7 separate regions of the Homo sapiens genome follow, and regions 2, 3, 4, 5, 6 and 7 are each linked to region 1. Evidence: chromatin contacts called from ENCODE Hi-C or POLR2A ChIA-PET data. All regions are on one chromosome and are shown on one strand. Each heading gives the region's core, a stretch centred on a gene start or an enhancer-like site at or near the end of the contact. The rest is flanking DNA. Distances are from core to core; before and after follow the strand shown. Region 1 holds the start of DCAF1 (DDB1 and CUL4 associated factor 1). Region 2 holds the start of RBM6 (RNA binding motif protein 6). Region 3 holds the start of GNAI2 (G protein subunit alpha i2). Region 4 holds the start of LINC03143 (long intergenic non-protein coding RNA 3143). Region 5 holds the start of SPCS1 (signal peptidase complex subunit 1). Region 6 holds the start of NAA80 (N-alpha-acetyltransferase 80, NatH catalytic subunit). Region 7 holds the start of PBRM1 (polybromo 1).

Region 1 (2,683 bases), core at 119-2,618:
GCAAGAGATACTAAGTACAAAATGATTTCCCTACATTCCCCAAATTCTCTATTATCTCTTTAACATCCAAAAATATATACCCACTCAAAAATGGGTAATGAATAAATGTTATATAGAAAACCCAAATGGTCACATCATTAAGAAAAATACTAAATAGATCCTAAAATCTAAATATACACATTTACATAAACATTAAAGGTAAACTCCAGTAAGCTGGAAAAAGAAAATGCAGGATGATATTACCAATTAACCTCTCATTCTGTACATTAACGATGCATTTTGAACAGGAAGATGCTACTAATATAAAAAATTAAGACATGTAAACTAATTAAAAGGCTTCATCAAAAAAACAGGGTAAGGAAAAACCAAGACCAACATGACATGGCCAAGGACGAGTCATTTGTGACTCAAAAATAGCTAAATACAAACACTCCAAAACTATTTCCTCAACAAATGGAAAACCAGAGCGCTGCCACCGCAGTAAGAGGAAACCAGACAGAAAACCGTCTAAGAAGTGAAGTTGTTAAGCAAACGCTTCTGACACCCCAGTTGAAAACTACTATAACCCCCGGAAATAGACTCCAGGGAAGCTTCGCGGGCACTCTGAGGTTTGACTCCAGGCTGCGGGACCCGCACACCTCTCTTTCCAACCCTTCCCTCTTTCATGGGGATGGGAGGAGCGCCCGGAAAGCTCCGCCCCCGTCGCACGGTCCAAGAGGCAGGCGGGTGCAGGGAGAGGTGGCACGAGGCCGAGAGACGGGAGAGCCCGCCCAGGTGACTGGAGCTGGAGGCGGAGACACAGTCCGGGAAGGGGCCCGCCGTATAGTACGGAAGATGGAGCCCCGCAAGCCCGTACGGAACAGAGACTAGGAGGATTGGAAGGAAAAAGAAAACAAGGGAAATGAAATGCGCCCCTCCTCCAGGTAGGGGCGGACACACCCCGCCCCCCCACTCCGGGCGGAAGAGTTACTCTCGGGAAGCTTCTCGTGGGGAGTGGAGGAAGAACGTGGAGGCCCCGCCCCCAGGACAAGAATCAGGAGGAGGAAAAGTCCTGTCAGGCCCCGGGCCCAGCCTCCCGGCAGACCGGCCCGCCCCCTCCTCGCCGGCGGCCCAAGCAGGTGCCGCCCCTCCCCCAAGCCCGGCGCCCACTCTGCCGCCCGGCCAGCCGCGCGACCTGCTTCCTCGCGCCCCTCCCGTAGAGTCGCCTCCCTCCATTTCCCACTCACCGTCCGAGGCGGCTCCGCCGCTGCCCCCCCCCGACCCCGCCAGTGGCCACAGTTCACACACACACAGCCTCAGGTCCCGCACTCACTCTCCACTCACACACACACACAGCGCGACCACGGCTCCACAGCGGCCCACATATTATGCGTCACTCGCGCGCTACGTGCACCGCGCGCGCGCGCTCGCGCCTACTTGGCGCGAGGACCGCGAGCAAGGGGCGGGAAGAGAACGCCTGCACGATCGGGGAAAAAAAAAAAAAAAAAAAAAAAAAAAAAAAAAAAATCGAAGAGCCCCGGGGACGCCTGGGAAATGAAGTTCCGCGTCTAGGGGCGGGCCCACCAGTCCCAATTGACGCATGAGCTCTTCGCCTGGCGCATTGACTTCTGGATTTGTAGTTTTTTTGGATAAATGCGAACTGCTGAGTACTCATTGGCTGCTTCGGAAGGCGGAAGTGAAAAGTGAGGGAGCCAATCCTTCTAAGACAGTACTGTAATCGCCTGATACTTTTTCAGTGTCTTGTTCTGACCTGTGTGCGCAAAGAGCCTCTGTTTTATTTGGCCATTTGCCTTATCTTACCTAGAACATACCGTGATCTAAGAAAATATTTCTCATAAACATATCAGAAATCACAGCACTCATTAAATCAGAAGGCACTGGTTGTTTTTTGTTTGTTTTGTTTTGTTTTTTTGAGACAGAGTCTCGCTCTGTTGCCCAGGCTGGAGTGCAGTGACGATCTCAGCTCACTATGACCTCCGCCTCCCGGGCTCAAACAGTCCTCCCACCTCAGCCTCCAGCTGAGACTACAGGCGCATGCCACCACACCCAGCCAATTTTTGTTTCTGTTTTGTATGTGCGTGTTTGGTAGAGACATGGTTTTGCCGTGTTGGCCAGGCTGTTCTCGAACTCCTGGGCTGAGTTCTCCCAGCCTCTTTTTTCTCTGTCTTTTTTTTTTTTTTTTTTTGACAGGGTCTCGCTCTGTCATCCACGCTGGAGTGCAGTGGCGCGATCACAGCTCACTACAGCCTCAATCAACCTCCTGGGCTCAAGCTATCTTCTCACCTCAGCCTCCCAAGTAGCCGGGGCTACAGGTGTGCACCACCACACCCGGCTAATTTTTAAAAATTTTTGTAGAGACGAAGTCCCACTGTGTTGTCCAGGTTGGTCTTGAATTTCTAGGCTCAAACGATTCTCCTGCCTCGGCCCCCCGAAGTGTTGGGATTACAGGCATGAGCCACTGCACCCAGCCTCTGTCTTTTTGTTCAAGACCTAGCCTGTAAGAATCAATAGATACTTATTGCCAGGTTATTATACGTGAGGCAGAGAAGTGAAAAATCAAAAGCTCATAGATTAAGGCAGGACTGACCTCACAGGTCACTTAATTCAATTTCTTCATGTTGTTGGGAAAAATGAGGCCCAGAGGGAGTGAGCGACTTGCCCAGCATCACACAACCAATTAACA
Region 2 (2,683 bases), core at 91-2,590, 1.6 Mb before region 1:
GTCTCCCTCTGTCGCCTAGGCTGGAGTGCAGTGGCGCTATCTCGACTCACTGCAAGCTCCGCCTCCCGGGTTCACGTCATTCTCCTGCCTCAGCCTCCTGAGTAGCTGGGACTACAGGTGCCCGCCACCACGCTCCACTAATTTTTTGTGTTTTTAGTAGAGACAGGGTTTCATCGTGTTAGCCAGGATGGTCTTGATCTCCTGACCTCGTGATCCACCCGCCTCGGCCTCCCACAGTGCTGGGATTACAGTCGTGAGCCACTGCGCCCAACTTCTTTCTTTCTTTCTTTCTTTTGAGACGGAGTCTTGCGCTGTTGCCAGGCAACAGTGCAGTGGCGCGATCTCGGCTCACTGCAACCTGTGCTTCCCGGGTTCAAGCAATTCTCTGCCTCAGCCTCCTGAGTAGCTGGGATTACAGGCATGCGCCACCACGCCTGGCTACTTTTTGTATTTTTAGTAGCGATGGGGTTTCACTATCTTGGCCAGGCTGGTCTTGAACTCCTGACCTCGTGATCCACCCACCTCGGCCTCCCAAAGTGCTAGGATTACAAGCATGAGCCACTGCGCCCGGCCTTTTTCTTTCTTTCTTTTTTTCTGAGGTGGAGTCTTGCTCTATTGTCCAGGCTGGAGTGCAGTGGCACAGTGTCGGCTCACTGCAACCTCTGCCTCTGCCTCCCGGGTTTAAGTGATTCTCCTGCCTCAGCCTCCCGAGTAGCTGGGATTACAGGCACCTGCCACCAAGCCCGGGTAATTTTTGTATTTTTGGTAGAGATGGGGTTTCACCATGTTGGCCAGGCTGGTCTAGAACTCCTGACCTCAGGTGGTCCACTCGCCGCGGCCTACCAAAGTGCTGGGATTACAGGCGTGAGCCACCGCGCCCCGCCAACCAGCTGGAGATGGCTTAAACTTACTCCCGAAGAAGCTCCCTTCCATTTCTCTCACACTAACGGACAATAAGGAGGCCTCGAGCTAGGCAGGCCAGGGCCGTACCCGAGCTGCTGGCAGGGAGCAAACCTCAGGAAAGTCAAGCCACCAAAAAACTGTAAGCCTCAATCAACTGAGAGGAAAGCACAAGAGGACCAGGTGTCACAGGGCAGAGGCCAAACCACAACTCCCAGCAGGTCACGCGGAGTAGGGCGGGTAAGCGCGCCTTCTTATTGGATGGCGATGGACAGCGTGCTCTTACGACCCACCCCAGAAGGCAAGTCCCCTGCGCGCGGGGCACGGCGGGAGTAAGAGTCTGCGGGACCGGCAGCTGTACTTCATCTCCCAGCGGGCCGAGCGCTGAAGGCAGCGGCGCGGCGCCTTTGTGGTAGCAGTGGCCCCGCGCGGAGGAAGTTCCGGTGTCCGCGGCGCTGGGTCGGTGGCGGAGGCTGAGGAGAAGGAGGAGCGGGCCGTGGAGGCTTCGCCGCCTAGGTAAGGGCCCGGGACTGGAGGGGAGGCGTGCCAGAGCCTGCCAGGGAATAGCCAGCAGACAGGCCCGCTCTAGACATCGCAGGCCCGCGCAGCCTGAAAGCTGTGGCTTCAGTGTCGCGGGGCGGCTGCGGCCTCGCTCGGGAAGAAGACCAAGCAACGGTGAGATGAGGGAGGCGCCGCCCGTGGCAGGAACGCCCCGGAACCGTCGCGGGCCTGGGGCGGGGCCCGGCGCGGCAGTAGATTACCGGTCCCGCCGCGGAGCGGCCAGCTGTGAGGCTGGGGCCGGCGCGTGGTTGCGGCTCTGTGCTCCTACTCTTCGGAGCTGTAAGCGGGCTGTTCTTGCGGTTTTCCTGTTTCAGATCCAATTCTGTGGCATCACTAGGAAGGGAGCTCTTGTGCTTAGCACGTAGCCTCGTCCTCAGACTTGGACAGACACAAGGGAGGCTCCGCTGGACCGGAGGGCACAAGAGCTCCGAGCCCGGTCGTCGGGGCGGTAGAACCTGGAAGCGGGAGAGTGGTCTGGTGGGTTCTGCGCCCGTTAGGCAATGAAGGAGAAGGATGTTTTATCGTATTCACGCTTTAGATTCCATTAGCGGTGTAAATAGATGTTTTTCTCTTTATTTTAGAATTGACGTTAGGCGAATGGGTTCAACTTTGGGAATGCCTTTTTTTTTTTTTTTTTTTTGAAGGAAGGGCCCTGTTTCGTAGGGTACATAAACCGTGAGCGTAATTGTATTTTTTGCATATTCCAGGTTTGCTTGTGAAGGTCAGAGTAGCCGGATTTAAGTGAAGGAGTTCAGTAGACATGCAGACATGGTCACCTGGTTCATTTTCTGAACCCTGGATTGTGCCCTCGGCTTGCTAGTTTCCACCTTCCTATTGAGAAATGCCACCAGCGTGAATGATTTAAATATGTCACCATTACTGAATTTGTGAGGTCTCTAACGAGAGGTGTCAAGAGCTGGTGCGTGATGGTAGGACTGGCAGTGAAGAAAGTAACTAAATAATATGTTACCATTTTGGTGAAACACAAAAGTTGAATTTGAACCTTGTCTCAGAAACTAGCATCTAACTAGATACCTAACCTGCAGGACAGGTCCCAGGTCTCTCTGGATAGTTGTAGCACCTTTCCTTATAGAATTCTATTACCAGGCCGAGCCTGGTGGCTCACACCTGTAATCCCAGCACTTTGGGAGGCTGAGGTGGGGAGTTCGAGACCAGCCTGACTAACATGGAGAAACCGCGTCTCTACTAAAAGTACAAAATT
Region 3 (2,683 bases), core at 52-2,551, 1.3 Mb before region 1:
GCTGCTTCCACCCCACCTTTGCCTGGCCATAGGGTTGCAGCCATTGCCCAGTGGGGACAGGCCACAGGAGGGTGGGATGTGGGATCATGGCCACCTCCAGACGTGGACAGGCCATGGAAGAGACAGGTCATAAGATCATGGCCACTTTTGTTTCTAGAAGTCCAGTGGCAACTTCTTCCTCTTTCTTCCCTCCCAACCCCCTCACCCTGCCTGCCCGCCCTCCTCTCTTCCTCCCTCTCCACCCTCTCATCCTCTCTCCCTTTCTCCCTTGGGTCCTGATTGCCTGGTCCCAGATTGGAGTCCAGGATGGCTGCCTGCCGAAGAATGCCTCCCGGTAGATTGGGGAAGGATGGATATGAGAAGCCACCCAGCTAAAGGAGACAGCCTAGGCAAAGGTGTAAAGATGGAAACCAATTTTTTTTTTTTTTTTTGAGACGGAGTCTTGCTCTGTCGCCCAAGCTGGAGTGCAATGAATGGCGCGATCTCGGCTCACTGCAACCTCCGCCACCCGGGTTGAAGCAGTTCTCCCGCCTCAGCCTCCTGAGCAGGTGGGATTACAGGCGCCCACGACCACGCCCGGGTAATTTTTGTATTTTTAGTAGAGATGGGGTTTCACCATGTTGGCCAGGCTGGTCTAGAACTCCTGACCTCAAGTGATCTGCCCGCCTCGGCCTCCTAAAGTGCTGGGATTACTGGCGTGAGCCACTGCGCCCGGCCTTTTTTTTTCCTTTTTCGACTAGCTGCAACCCAGAGGGAGAAGGCGGTAAACCCGCCTTAAGACTGAGAAAACCGCAGTCCAGAAAGGCTCCCGAGTTCGTAGATCCCAAAACAAGTTTACTGGACTCATTAACTTTAACAAATGACAAAGACACGCCTCCTCCACCTAACTCGCCCAACTCGCAGAAGCTCAGAGGGCTGGTTCCTGCTCTGCCCTCGAGGGCACCGGATCCCCACCCTCGGGTTAACAGATCCGCCCTCCCGGCTGTCCAGCAACAGAGCTCCCGGCGCTCCGCACCCAATCACAGCCCGGTCCCGCCTGCAGCCCGCCCAGTGCCGGGTCCCGGGGTTTGGAACCACCCCTATTGCCTTTTCTCCGCGTGGCCCCGCCTGCAGCCCAGGCCCGAGCCTGGGCTGCGCCTAACTTCCCCCTTCGCTCCGCCCTCGAGCCAATCAACAGCCTCTAATCTCCTCTGGCCCCGCCTGCAAGCCCGCCCCGGCCCAGTCACAGGCTTGGTTCGCCCAGGCCCCACCCCCGGCCCGCCCCGCCGTCGGTGCGCGGCGGTAGGGAAGGCGCCTCCCGCAGTCGCTCGGAACTGCCGACCCGAGTGCTTCCCGCAGAGGGCTGGTGGTGGGAGCGGAGTGGGTCGGGCGGGGCCGAGCCGGGCCGTGGGCCGTGTGGGGGCCGGGCGGCGGCCGGGCCGGCGGACGGCGGGATGGGCTGCACCGTGAGCGCCGAGGACAAGGCGGCGGCCGAGCGCTCTAAGATGATCGACAAGAACCTGCGGGAGGACGGAGAGAAGGCGGCGCGGGAGGTGAAGTTGCTGCTGTTGGGTGAGGCCGCGTCCCGCACTGGGATCCTTGATTCCCAGCTCGAATCCCCAGACAAGGACTTTGACCTCCCAGACTAGGGCTTCAAACTCCCAGACCCGGGCTGTCTGGGACCCCACACCTGGGCCAGGACCAGGGTTGAAAACTCTAGATTGGACTAGACCTTTGATCCTGCCCAGACTCTAGACCAGACCCCTGTCTCATCCCAGACCCCAGACCTCCAAATCCAGTCAACAGTGCCCCAACACCCGCGGTCCAGTGCCCTGCTTGGCCATCCCCCCTTGCTAACTAGCTTCACAGAACTTCAGAGCCCCGCCATCCTTCCCTACACTTTGCCCAAACCCCCAGGATGCCCGCCACTTGTTCCCCAACCCTCAGGCTCCGCTTGTTTTCCTCACCTGCGCCTTTTATTCCTATTGGGCATGAGCATCCCGCGGGGCCCCTGCCAGGCCCCCCACCCACTCCCTCCTTCTCCTTCTGTGCCCCATCCCTAGTCTGGAATCTGTATCCTCCACCTGTGCACTCTGACCCAAGGAACCTCTCGAGTGGGAAACTGCTCTTGAGCCCCATCTCCAGCTGGAACCCCTTCAGCGAGCCCTGCTCCCTGCTTCCTGCCCTCCAGATCCTTCTCTGCAGGCATCACTCCCGAAACCCTCTGCTGATCCTCCCCTAAGTCCTCTTACACTCTGGCCTTCCCCAGATCCCTCCACCCTTCCTGCACCAAGTGGGCTGGGCTAGGAGGCGGGAGCCCTGGGTTGGAGAGGGCCTAGGCTGCCTTATGCAGAACCCCCACGGGGCTGGATTGAGGCTCCACTGGTCACGCTGGGGGAGGGGGCCAGGCCTCAGGCTTCCCAAGGAGGCTCTATGTTTTCCAGTTTCGAAGGCCAGTCTGGGAAGTAGGAGAGAGAGTGGAGGAGTTAGGGTTGTGGCCGCCTCCAAGGCCAGAAAAGATGGTGGCTGCTAGAGGAGTGGGGGGAAGTGGAAGTGGTGAGACAGCCGACATATTGCTGCCCCTGCGGGTGAGCCCAGGAGATCTGCTAGTAGGTGCTGGGCTGCCCACACCCCTTCTGGGCTGCAAGGCCTGGGATGTAGCCTCTGAGAGTTGGGGGGCTTGTTGGATCTTGGGACCCTGTGA
Region 4 (2,683 bases), core at 184-2,683, 1.2 Mb before region 1:
GGAGGCCCCAAAGGAAAAAGCACAAGAAGCGTGAGACGCCACCATTCCTGGAAACCACAGTCCACCTGCTCATTCTCGTAGCTTTTTAAAAAAATGAAAGTAAAGGAAAAAAAAAAAACTGCAAATCTAGAAAACTTTTTAGAGAAAAACTATTTAAAACTGTCAGATCCTGACCAGCAAGCCCCCCCCCAGCCCCCCTTCCAAGTGACTCCGTGCCTTGAGTGTGTCTGCGTGTTTACACCCGTCCCTCTGCTGGCCGCCCCCGTGCGAGCGGCACCCCTGCCCTGCCCTCCACAGAATTGGGTTCCAAGGGCTGTTCCAGACAACTGCCAACGTCACTGAGGGCCCTGCCCCAGCGGCCCTGGCCCCAGGCTCTATTAACCTAAAATGTAGCTCCCTAGCGCTAACCTAGGAACCGCCGCTGCCTGCTGGGGGGCCACGCCCCTCATGCCCTTGTCCCAGGCCCGGGGCCTTCAGCGTTGAACACTTCCTTGCTTTTTTCACATGTTTTATGGAATTGTTCACCTGGTTTGAAATAATAAAATGTAGAAAGAAAAAAAATACCGAGAACTGATGGGTATTCTCTCCCAGGGGCAGAGGCCTGGGCTAAGGTGTGCCAAGGTGATGGTGGTCCTAACCTCAGTCCTCAACCTGAGTCAGGGCCCTGACTCAGCTTTCCGGGCCGTCCTGGAGCCCCACGCTCTGAGCTTCATTTCTCCCACCTGGACTAGGCAGCATACATGTGGGGCCCGTGTGTCCCCGCCCTTCCAGTACTCTGCAGCCTTGGGTCTCGGGCAGCTGGGCAGGCTTCTAAGGGAGCTGTTGTAAGGTGCTCTTCCACACCTGGAGCAGGAGGGGTGGCCGGCCTCTCTAGCGCGGAAGGAGAAAGTGACTTCCGACTTAGGTACCAAGGCCTGAGAGTGTCCGTTGCCAAGGCCACACAGCCAGGTGGGCCGCATGCAGTCCTGGCTTGACTAAAAAGGCCAGTAGGGGCCTTAAGACATATTCAGAAAGTTCCCTGCCCCAGAGGGCCGCCGCCAAACCTGAAGGGTAGTGACAGGTGGCCATACTACCATGTGATGGTTGCCCCAGGCTGGGCCTGGAGAGCTGCAGATCATTGACTCTGAAGATGGAAGGCTCCATGAGGCTGTGGGAAGGGCCCGCGCGTTTCTGGGGAAGGGAATTGCAGATGGCAAGGCTGGTGATGCTTGTGGGGCGGGCCCTGAGTGCCATCGAGGCGCCTGGACCTTCTCCCGGGGGCAGCCGCGGCCTGAACGTGTGGGGGCGGGCTCGCGGAAAGGCTGGCCTCGACTGGGTGGGGCTCCGGCGTTGGCGCATCCGCCTCCGGCCGCCAGGGGGCGCCGCCGCCCGTGCTCTGCCCTGCCTGGCTGGTCACAGAGGCTGACGTCAGCGGGTCCCGCGGAGGCCGCTGGACACAAAGGCAGCTTTGTGAGGCGGCGACGGCTCCGCGGCCGCCCCAGGACAGAGCGGCCTGGGCAGAGGGCGGGCCGGGGTCGGCGCCGCGGAGGCGGGGAGGGAGGGAGGGTTGGAGGGTTGAGCCAGAGACCCGGGACCCCGTCCCCGCACACCTGCCAGTGCCCCGTAGCTTCGGCCGCCGGCACTGGCAGGAGATGAAAGGCTGCTGCCGCCCGGTCGGAAGGACATCGGCGCCCCCCAGGCCCGGTCCCCGCCCCAGTTCCTCGGGCCTTTCCTGCTGCCCCTGCCTGCGAGGGCCGACGACACGGAGAACAGGATCCTGCGCCCAACCCAGGTCCCCGCCTTCTTTCAGAGGCCCAGGCCTGGACCCCGCTGAGCCGCAGATGTGCGAGCAGGAGCGCCAGAGCCCCGATGCCCGCCCAGCAGGAAGCGGGCGGGAGATGGTTCCTTCCTTCTGTCCTGAGGGGGAACCCTGCACAGAGGGACCATTGAGGGCCTGGCATTGTCTGCCTAACTCACCCAGTGCCTCCCTCCCTGGGTGGGCCATGCGGGGCCTTGACAGGATTGCCCTGGTGCCGTCTTGGCAGTGGGTCTGGGTGGGATCCTGGGGGCAGGGCTTCCCTGAGTGCAGACAGCTAGGCCTCCACCTGCCCCGGCCTCCCACCCAGGCTCAGATTTCCAGGGCATAAGGCTCCATTGTCCCAGCACTGGTGGAGGCGGCCTGTCAATTCAGCCTTGTGTTTGGTGGTTGGGAAATTCCCAGCCATGGGGGGCTGCAGGCAGGAAGGGGCTGCCCAGGTGTCCTGCACCCCAACTGAAGGGACTCCATGAGGTTGGTTCCTGGGCATCCCCTGCTGCCTGGAGCTGTCCCAGGCTGGACCTCAACCATTCATCAACCCTCAGGAGCAGTTGGGTGAGGAGCACCAGAAATTCAATGCTCCCTGGCGCTGCATCCCCAGAGCCCTCCCAGCCTAAGAAGCCCCATCTTTCTGTCTCCACGCATGGAGAACTGCAGCTGTGAGGCCCAGGACCCTTAGCAGGACATGCAGAGCTGGGCAGGGACCCAGGCTCATGCTCCCAGCGTGGGGTGAGTTGTCTCCAGCCTGTGGAGACTGCCATGAAGTTGATCTGCCTCCCAGAGGGCCTGGCCCACTTGAAATAATTGCTCCGGCTACTGATGTGGTGGGAACTTTGGTATTTTTAACCCATTTGGGGGGTGGGGGAGCAGCTAGGAAGAGAGAGGCAA
Region 5 (2,683 bases), core at 111-2,610, 1.2 Mb after region 1:
CTTGGCATTCAAAGGTCAAGGTAGCCTCCTCCAAACTCCACGTTGAGCTGCACCTCCCCTGAGCTCCCACATCTGGGCCTCCCTCTCCCAGGGCTAATCCAGCTGTCATGTATTTCTGGCGTGATGTGGCTGTCTCCCTTGACACGCTCTGGGCTCTTCCAAGGCAACAGCCTGGTCTTGGTAACAACCGTGTCCTCGGTCTGCTGTCTGGCACAAACAAGGTGCCGTGAATATTTGCTGGTTGCATGAATGAGGACAGCAGTCCCACCCTGTCCCGGGAGTGCCTAGAATTCCACTGTTTGTGGCCAACCCAGAATACATAACCTGGGGGCCGGAGAGCCAGCTGGGACCCAGAGGCCCGGGTTCCTCAGAACGGTTTCTCTCCAAAACGTGGGCATCCCACCTGGCTGACGGTAACGGAGGAGGGTCTAAGATTTAGAGATACACCAGCCTTGAAAGAGAGGCTGAGTGAACCTTTGGCTGGCCTCTATCGGGAGGGCCCAGCCTGGGTCTGTGAGGGTCAGTAAAGCCGGCCACAATGTGAGAGGGCTGAGTTCGGGAGCCCCCAGATGAGGGACTTTCTACGCGGATGAGAGGGACAGCCGAGCACCAGGGTCCCCTCTCCAAGGGAATTCTCTCTGTTGTGGATGCCGCCTAGGGTAGCCCCCCTAAATTCCAAGGGTCAGTAGGGCCCCCCTTACACTTTGAAGTGATCGGAAAGTGATGTGACGCTCCGGGGATCCCACCAGGCTCAGAGATACCCCTGGTTAGGGCTCCGACAAGTCGTTCCCCTCAAAGGCTCGCCGCGGCCGCCCTTACTGCAGGCGATGGAGGAGATGCGGATGCAGCCCGCGCCCCGACCCGCCCTGCCAGCTCAGCGCCCGCGCCGCAGGCCCCGGAGCCCAGCCCGTTGTCTGGCCGCCCGCGTTCCCTGCACGCTGGGCCGAGCACACTTGCCCTCTAGCTCCGTGGCAGCCGCGCAGCCCCACTACGCCCAGCCAGCCCGCAGCGGTAACCGCTAGAGCGTCGCGCCAAGCAGGCGCCGCGGGGCAGCCCTGCCGCCGGGGTCCTCGCAGGGAAAAAGGCCGTCGCCATGGAGACGCGGGGGCGCCGGCGGCCGTTGGGCCGCGCAAGTACTGTCAAGGACAGTTTTCGGGACGGGGGACGCGGCTCCAGGCACCCAACAGCACTGACGGCGAACACTTCACGGGCGCGCGATGCCTCGACAAGGCGGCCGCCACCACCACCTCAGCTGCCCTCGCGGGCAGCACGGCGCGGCAAAAGCGCACGTCGCCTAGCGATGGCGCGGGGCGGGGACACGGGCTGTACCGGCCCGTCGGAGACTTCCGCTTCCGGGGCCGCCGCCATCGCTCTCCCGGGCTTAGAAGGCCCGGCTACTGACGCGCAGTGCCAGACCTTACCCCTCACGGTCCTTAAGTCTCGGTCGCCCTCGCCTCGCAGCCTGCCACCCGCGCTCAGCTGCCCGCCTCCTCAGCCAGCCATGCTGGAGCATCTGAGCTCGCTGCCCACGCAGATGGTGAGGGCGCAACCCGGGGACCTCTGCACGCCGTTCTTGTGCCTGGCAGCTTCGAAGCCCATGTTGGAGCACCGACCCGGTGCTGCGCTGTTCCGGGCCCGGATGGTTACCGTCCACCCTCTTTCCCGAATTGCCTCCTGGGTCCCCTTCTCTTCTACTCCGCGAGAATCTCCTGTCCATTCTCCGTGAGGGTGTTTCAGTTCCTCCCGGGAAGCCCAGAATTTAATATCTTGCCCAGGCCCTTAGGAGAGCGGGAGACCCTGATGTTGGGGTTACCCTGTGCCAGAGTTGTGAGGTCAGGGCAGGAATTGTATGTTCTCGGCGGTGGAACCAATTCTTTTTTTCCTCTGCTTCACCCCAGGATTACAAGGGCCAGAAGCTAGCTGAACAGATGTTTCAGGGAATTATTCTTTTTTCTGCAGTAAGTATTGGTTTTACATTTAATCTCCGCCCCCGCCTCCCTCCCAACCCTCAGTTTGAGTGTGTTTAATATACTTCATTTGTCTCTAGATAGTTGGATTTATCTACGGGTACGTGGCTGAACAGTTCGGGTGGACTGTCTATATAGTTATGGCCGGATTTGCTTTTTCATGTTTGGTAAGAAATTTGTGGGTATTAGTGGCAGCTTGGGTTTTGTGAGTCGGGTTGGTTTGGTTAGACCTACTCAGTAGTGAGACCCAAAGCCAACGTTTCCCTCATCCTTCCAAACAGCGTTTCCCTTTGCTATCATTGGAAAAGTAGAATGCCAAAATAGTGTCAGATGGTGCGAACTATATAAAAGGACACAGCTTATTTCCTTTGGCGGCTACTCTGGCTAATAATCTTAAGGTCAAAGCCAGCAGGAGTTTTCATGGTGCTCACGTTGTCCCTTCACCTTTTATTTATTTATTTATTTAAATTTTTTGAGACGGAGTTTCACTCTTGTTGCCCAGGCTGCAGTGCACTGGGGCGATTTCGGCTCACTGCACCTTCTGCCTCCCGGGTTTAATAGATTTTCCTGCCTCAGCCTCCCGAGTAGCTGTGACTACAGGAGCCCACCACCACACCCAGCTAATTTTTGTATTTTTAGTAAAGACAGGGCTTCACTGTGTTGGCCAGGCTGGTCTCAAGCAATCCGCCCACCTTGGCCTCCCAGAGTGCTTGGAT
Region 6 (2,683 bases), core at 57-2,556, 1.2 Mb before region 1:
GAAGATGCAAAGCAGACACTATACCCCCTGCTCAAACCTACCCAAGGTTCCCTCCATAGGAAAAACTGCCCGGGAGTCTTCCTGTCCCTTTCTTCTCCCTATGTTCCGAGTCTCCTCCAGCTCCCAGCCTTTTCAACTACCTGGGCTATGCCCACTGCCTTAGTGGATCCTGGGGCCCCACTCATGCACCCATCAGGCTGAGCTTTGGCCTGTCTTGACTGCCTTCCCCACCTGGAGCCCATGGCCCCCTTCCCAACTCTGCCCATCTCAGGACACTTTGGATATAGACCCAACTGTCTCCTCAGATGGGGCCCCAGCAGCACCAGCACTGGGCCTGGCCCACAGTCACACAGCAGTATTGCCTCTGCAGGCTTGGTTCCCCACTGGCTTGAGTTTCGCAGGCACCCTAGATAAGGACCACAGCTTCCTTCCTATATCCACAGGGTGTCCAACGGTCACCAGGTTGGGGGCCCAGACCTCCTGTGCCCAAACCCTACTGTTTTCCCATCTTAACCAAGGTCCTGCCGTCCGGCAGGTCTATGCTGGGGGTTTTCTAGTCGTGGGCGGGCAGCTGAGCCCCCTCCTTCTACTCACCTGCTCCAGAGGGGGCCTCCTGGCTCCCCTTACCTCTCCTGAGCTTGAGGCCAATTAAACACTGGTCAGTAACAGGCACCCCCCTCCCCTCACCTCCCACACCATTCACAGGGCTGTAAGCCCCTCACCTGCATCAGCCACCTCTGCAGCAGCCGCACCCTTTGGTCTAGAGGGAGGAAGCCCCAGGATCCGCCCCTAGGGCTGAGCCCGGGGCTTCCCCGCGGCCTTAACCCCTTCAGTGCCGACCCCACCCACTGTGGGCGGGGCTCCGGGGTCCTCAGAGAGTGGCTTCTCCGTCTCTCCCGGGCCTCGGTTTCCCCCTCCCTCCTAGTGGGTCACAGGCTGTGGAGCTTTTGGGAATGAGGACTTCGAGAGCTCGACTCTGTGGGCAGGTGTGGCTCGGCATGGTCTGGAAACGAACGACTGACGCGGGGAGGGCGTGCAGGGTGGCATGGCCACTTGGGGACCGCACGCGCGGGGTGGACCTACAGGCAGCAAATGGGAAGGGTGCGGTACTGACATGTTGATGCTGGCCTCTGGGATGTTCCGCGTCCTAGCTCCGCACAGCTGGGTATCTCACTCAGTCGCCACCTCGGACTCCTCGGTCCGACAACGTTGGCCCCCAGCGGTGCGGCGGATGTTCTGCAGCCGTCGCGTCCTGCGGCACGCCACGGCGTTCTAAGGCCTCCCAGCACCCGCGCGTCGCCGCTTAGAACCCGCCCCTGGTTTGCGCGTCACAACACCCGCCAGGCGCCGACTCAGTCTCTACCCTGGCTCCGCCCCTGCTGAGCCCCACCCCATCTCCATTTGAGTCCGCCTCCTCCCCACCCGGCCCCATACAGGCCCCTCCTCCTTCTCCTTGCGTCACAGCTTAGGTCCCGCCTCGATTTGGCTTCTTCCAGGCCCTGCCCCAGCCCAGCACGTCACTTCAGCCAGGCGCAGGCCCCGCCTCCAGCTGGCTCTGCCTCCGCCAGCCCCGCCCCAGGCTCTGACAAGTCTAGCTTCGGTTCCCGCCGGCCTCCTGCCCCAGGACAGCTTGGAAACGGTCCGATCAGGTGGGGCTTCCTCTTGAAATTTGGGCCCCACCCTGGGAAGCAGCCGCCCTTAGACTGACGTCAGATCTGGTGAGAGTGACAAGCCTTTCCTGTGCCCTTTGGATACCGGGGCCTGGACATTTTAGGCGCTCAGTAAACAGCTAAGTAAATCATGACTGCTTTATTTGCTGGACTGGTGCCTCTCAGCAGATTCAGGGGTCGTGCAGGGCTGGTTACCACAAACTCAGTAGGAGTGCAAGGGCTGTACCCCCGGAGCTAGACAGCCTGGGTTTGAATCTCAACTTCTCCCTTTTCTTGCTGTGCAACCTTGGGCAACGTGCTTACTCTCAATGTGAGTGACTCAGTTTCCTCATAGCCTCATTGTGAGGAATGAATAAGTCCACATAAAACGCTTAGCACGGGGATTGGCAAAGAGTAGGCACTCAGTGAATGTCAGCCTTTGTGATTGCTGCAGTTCAAAGACTGGCTCAGTGTCTCTGGAGGAATTGTCTATGACCTTGCCAAGTAGATGCATATGGACATGGAATGAATGGTGTCTGCTGTGGTTCTAACTCCTTATGCCACTATTCCAGTCTGTAAGTATGCATGTGTGTGCAGGGAATATGCCTGTGACAGTGGCTGAGTGTACTCTTTACTGTGACCATGACTTGTATGACTGTGCATGTATTTGAGGAAGCCCTGGCCAGACCCAGAGTGCATTAGGTTCTCAATATGTGCAACTCAGTGTGTGGCCAATCACCACATGCTCTTCCGCTCACACCACGGTGCCTGCCAGCCAGGGTAGCATCGACATTTGAACTCCACAGCCATCTGTGCCTGATCTTCAAGTGAGAGGGCACCCCGCAGGCTCAGGGGCCCACCACCAGGCGTGAGCTGGATGGAGAAACTGGCAGGGTTAAGGAGGAGGAGGGCTTTGGGGTGGCTGGTGCGGCGGACACAGCGGCCATGGCCGGAGCACAGGGCTTGACTGCAGAGAAGGGCCCCACTGGTCACGTTCAGGATGAAGGGCCCCAGTGTAGTGTCCATATACTCCT
Region 7 (2,683 bases), core at 133-2,632, 1.2 Mb after region 1:
AAAAACCACTCTTAACGTTGTCATTCGGTTTTTGGTATTTATGCCTTAGTTACCTATTATTTTTTACCAAAATGTTAACAAACCACATATATTATTCTACAGCCTGTGTTTTAGTGAAGGTTCTTCCAAGTCAACATTCTTCCTCATGATGTTTGATGACTTGATAGTAATCTATCATATAGATACACCACAATTTACTTATCTTGGGAATTTTGGTAGGATATTAACATTTGAGGTATTTTGTACATTCCCAAAGCCAAAGAAAGCGGTCAAGGCCCTTCCATTCATCCACACATAAACTCTTTATTGTTTTAATTTGAAACACCTCTTCAAAACATATTTTCCAATCTTCCATTTTGGAGCTCAAAATCAAATATGGGCGACCTGTAAGTAATAAAGCAAAAATTATGCTACTCTTTTATGTGCATGAGTCCAATTTGCACTTTTTGGGGAAAAGCACATAGCCAAATGGAGAAAAAAATAATACCTAAAATTATTTGTCAAGAATCCTGTGTTGGAAAGTAAGTTAATTAAAACAATTCACCCCAACATACGCTTCTATAATTATTGTAAGAATTTCTATATCCACTATACCGTGTACTTATTTTTCAGGGCTTTTTCTATATTTTTGCAACTCTTTCTTCCCCTTTAAATTAAAACTTATTATAATAACAAAACTGTGCTTCCCCAAACCAAGAAATATACACAGTTCCCAAAATCCCGGATTCTTTGTGGTGTTGAGAAGCTGAAATATCTGGCCTCTACTATAAATACAAGTCCCATTGATTAAAATACCCGGAAAAAATACGGAAAGAAAATCACTAAGAGTTTGTGTCGAACCGTCAAGAAACCACAACAAAAAAAAGAGGCCCTGAGCAACGGAGGAAATGAAGGACTTTCCCGACCTGTCACTGGTATTGGGGACTGAGGGAAACGTTGACAGCTTTGAAGCTGCCCCGCGACGAGCGGGAAAGAGGAGCGCGGGGAGTTTCCGACCCGTAGTGCGCCTTTGTCCCTGCCGGCAGGTGCGACAAGGCTACTGGGCCCATCCGGAGGCCAGCCGCCGCGCCCCGCCCAACCCCGCGCGCCCGGCCCGACCCGCGCGTCCCCACGGCCGGGGCGGGGCTTCCGCCGCGGCTCCCGCCCGCCCGGGCCCACACAAAGGCCCGGCAGCTGACCAAGGGGGAGCGGCCCCACCCGCCCTGGGCCCGGCCTTACCCAGCCGCTCCGCCGCCTGCAGCCCCGGCCGCGGTCACCGACCGCCGCGCCCCGCCCCGTGGCCGCCACGGCTGCTGCTATTGCTCCTCCGGCCGCGGCCGCTGCCGTCGCTTCGGCACCCGCCGCCCTCACCTCCCTTACCCCTCCCGGTGCCGCCGCAAAACCAGTCCCGCGGCCGCCAAGCGATCCCTGCTCCGCGCGACACTGCGTGCCCGCGCACGCAGAGAGGCGGTGACGCACTTTACGGCGGCAGCGTAAGTGCGTGACGCTCGTCAGTGGCTTCAGTTCACACGTGGCGCCAGCGGAGGCAGGTTGATGTGTTTGTGCTTCCTTCTACAGCCAATATGAAAAGGCCTAGTAAGTGGGGTCGGGAGGCGGGCGTGGAGGGACCCACGTCTGGAAGTTGCTGCAGCCACCACGACGCTCTTCTACGGCTACGGCTTTGTCTCTGCTGGTATGGGGGTGGGAGCCTACGCGTAGGCCTTGGCCCTATTTCCTGGTAGAACCGAGAGTTGGAAGTCCCTACGGCGATCATGTTAACCGCGCGGGCTCATTCTGCGGAACGAAGCCGGGCAGAGGGTGGGGAAGACTAGGCTAGATTTTCGTAAGGAAGCAGCGTCTGAGCCAGGTTTGAGGCCCAATATTTTCTTTCCGTGGCCACGTGCAGACTGGCCCAGGTGAGAGCTGAGAATCGCCTCCCAGACTCAGTGTTCCTCTCCTGCCTTATGATTCGTGCTGTTTGACACGAAGTGGTTGTCGTTTTGTGTCTCATACGCTGTTGTGTATGATCCCATTCTAATATTGTGAGGGTAAGTGCAGGGAATTTTGACTCCATTCTGGATCTACTGAATTTAATTCTCTGGGATTTGAAAGTAGCACGTATGTTTGCATTAGGCATTTCGCATTAGACTTAACGTTAGGTTTGGTAGCCAATAACACAAGAAAAGGATATAACTCCATAGTGCGTTAACCCAGAACTAATCATTTGGGTTAACAGATTTGTGATGTGTTTCTTTGTAGAGTTAAAGAAAGCAAGTAAACGCATGACCTGCCATAAGCGGTATAAAATCCAAAAAAAGGTAAGTGTAGTGCTTGAGAGAGCTGTACCAAACACATTGCTAAACTGATTTTGCCCTGTTCCTTTGCGGGAAAGTCTGGGTTAATGTGATTTGGTTTTGGGAAATGGCATTGGATAGACTGACCATGGGCACAAGCTCTTAGGCATCAGGAGTGCAGCTGTGAGAAAGTGCAGTGATTTGGTGATAAGTCTCTAAATTTGTTCAGCATGTTAATCTCTGCATAGAGAGCCTTCTAGTTACAATTTCTTGCTGTTTTATACTTACATATGCATTACTTTGTAAGATTCCAATTAAAGCTCCATTTTCCTAGGACATTTTATAGGCATAACTAAATTGCAGCCAGATTGGTTTCTCACTTGAATTCTGCTTAAGTATAAAGATATTTT

The links. A loop is a pair of places that touch in the nucleus more often than their neighbours do. ChIA-PET counts read pairs that join two places held with the same protein, here RNA polymerase II (POLR2A). Pooled maps may share reads with other maps.
Region 2: a loop to region 1 is called in a map of CD8-positive, alpha-beta T cell, with 7 times the contacts of the local background. The contact joins the promoter of RBM6 here to the promoter of DCAF1 in region 1. A Hi-C loop is called at or near these places in 2 of 168 maps with a recorded cell type or tissue (CD8-positive, alpha-beta T cell and transverse colon) and 12 of 50 pooled maps. POLR2A ChIA-PET finds 5 or more read pairs at or near these places in 4 of 52 experiments (CD4-positive, alpha-beta T cell, activated B cell, activated CD4-positive, alpha-beta T cell and 1 more).
Region 3: a loop to region 1 is called in a pooled map, with 14 times the contacts of the local background. The contact joins the promoter of GNAI2 here to the promoter of DCAF1 in region 1. A Hi-C loop is called at or near these places in 7 of 50 pooled maps. POLR2A ChIA-PET finds 5 or more read pairs at or near these places in 2 of 52 experiments (CD8-positive, alpha-beta memory T cell and HEK293).
Region 4: a pooled map shows a loop between it and region 1 (7-fold over the local background). The contact joins the promoter of LINC03143 here to the promoter of DCAF1 in region 1. A Hi-C loop is called at or near these places in 2 of 50 pooled maps. POLR2A ChIA-PET finds 5 or more read pairs at or near these places in 5 of 52 experiments (B cell, Caco-2, GM10248 and 2 more).
Region 5: a pooled map shows a loop between it and region 1 (12-fold over the local background). The contact joins the promoter of SPCS1 here to the promoter of DCAF1 in region 1. A Hi-C loop is called at or near these places in 1 of 37 single-sample maps with no recorded cell type and 9 of 50 pooled maps. POLR2A ChIA-PET finds 5 or more read pairs at or near these places in 1 of 52 experiments (activated B cell).
Region 6: a loop to region 1 is called in a map with no recorded cell type, with 26 times the contacts of the local background. The contact joins the promoter of NAA80 here to the promoter of DCAF1 in region 1. A Hi-C loop is called at or near these places in 1 of 37 single-sample maps with no recorded cell type and 9 of 50 pooled maps. POLR2A ChIA-PET finds 5 or more read pairs at or near these places in 7 of 52 experiments (CD8-positive, alpha-beta memory T cell, GM10248, GM12878 and 4 more).
Region 7: a map of CD4-positive, alpha-beta T cell shows a loop between it and region 1 (9-fold over the local background). The contact joins the promoter of PBRM1 here to the promoter of DCAF1 in region 1. A Hi-C loop is called at or near these places in 1 of 168 maps with a recorded cell type or tissue (CD4-positive, alpha-beta T cell) and 10 of 50 pooled maps. POLR2A ChIA-PET finds 5 or more read pairs at or near these places in 1 of 52 experiments (PC-9).

What each region holds. Positions count from the first base shown.
Region 1 is chr3:51,498,647-51,501,329 of GRCh38, forward strand. DCAF1 (DDB1 and CUL4 associated factor 1) reads right to left here and starts at 1,369. Exons shown (of 25, transcript NM_001387579.1): 1 at 1,227-1,369. RefSeq lists an enhancer at 819-918 and a silencer at 1,029-1,258.
Region 2 is chr3:49,938,810-49,941,492 of GRCh38, forward strand. RBM6 (RNA binding motif protein 6) reads left to right here and starts at 1,341. Exons shown (of 21, transcript NM_005777.3): 1 at 1,341-1,416. RefSeq lists enhancers at 971-1,493, 1,202-1,261, 1,292-1,341, 1,372-1,431, 1,494-2,015 and a silencer at 1,572-1,771.
Region 3 is chr3:50,234,903-50,237,585 of GRCh38, forward strand. GNAI2 (G protein subunit alpha i2) reads left to right here and starts at 1,302. Exons shown (of 9, transcript NM_002070.4): 1 at 1,302-1,551. The coding sequence starts at 1,434. RefSeq lists enhancers at 1-569, 570-1,180 and a silencer at 1,050-1,509.
Region 4 is chr3:50,258,793-50,261,475 of GRCh38, forward strand. LINC03143 (long intergenic non-protein coding RNA 3143) reads left to right here and starts at 1,434. Exons shown (of 1, transcript NR_198941.1): 1 at 1,434-2,683. It overlaps GNAI2 (G protein subunit alpha i2), which reads left to right. Exons shown (of 9, transcript NM_002070.4): 9 at 1-570. It also overlaps a transcript of SEMA3B not described here. RefSeq lists a silencer at 1,225-1,644 and enhancers at 1,424-1,929, 1,815-1,914, 2,437-2,683.
Region 5 is chr3:52,704,746-52,707,428 of GRCh38, forward strand. It overlaps SPCS1 (signal peptidase complex subunit 1), which reads left to right and starts at 1,361. Exons shown (of 4, transcript NM_014041.5): 1 at 1,361-1,537; 2 at 1,899-1,958; 3 at 2,048-2,134. The coding sequence starts at 1,502. It overlaps GLT8D1 (glycosyltransferase 8 domain containing 1), which reads right to left and starts at 1,046. Exons shown (of 10, transcript NM_018446.4): 1 at 702-1,046. RefSeq lists a silencer at 773-942.
Region 6 is chr3:50,298,099-50,300,781 of GRCh38, forward strand. It overlaps NAA80 (N-alpha-acetyltransferase 80, NatH catalytic subunit), which reads right to left and starts at 1,307. Exons shown (of 2, transcript NM_001200016.2): 1 at 1,115-1,307. HYAL3 (hyaluronidase 3) reads right to left here and starts at 1,307. Exons shown (of 4, transcript NM_003549.4): 1 at 1,115-1,307. It overlaps HYAL1 (hyaluronidase 1), which reads right to left. Exons shown (of 4, transcript NM_033159.4): 4 at 1,795-2,683. The coding sequence ends at 2,385. RefSeq lists an enhancer at 901-1,040.
Region 7 is chr3:52,684,531-52,687,213 of GRCh38, forward strand. It overlaps PBRM1 (polybromo 1), which reads right to left and starts at 1,383. Exons shown (of 32, transcript NM_001405607.1): 1 at 1,219-1,383. GNL3 (G protein nucleolar 3) reads left to right here and starts at 1,502. Exons shown (of 15, transcript NM_014366.5): 1 at 1,502-1,575; 2 at 2,239-2,297. The coding sequence starts at 1,563. RefSeq lists silencers at 970-1,119, 1,190-1,339 and enhancers at 977-1,665, 1,660-1,729.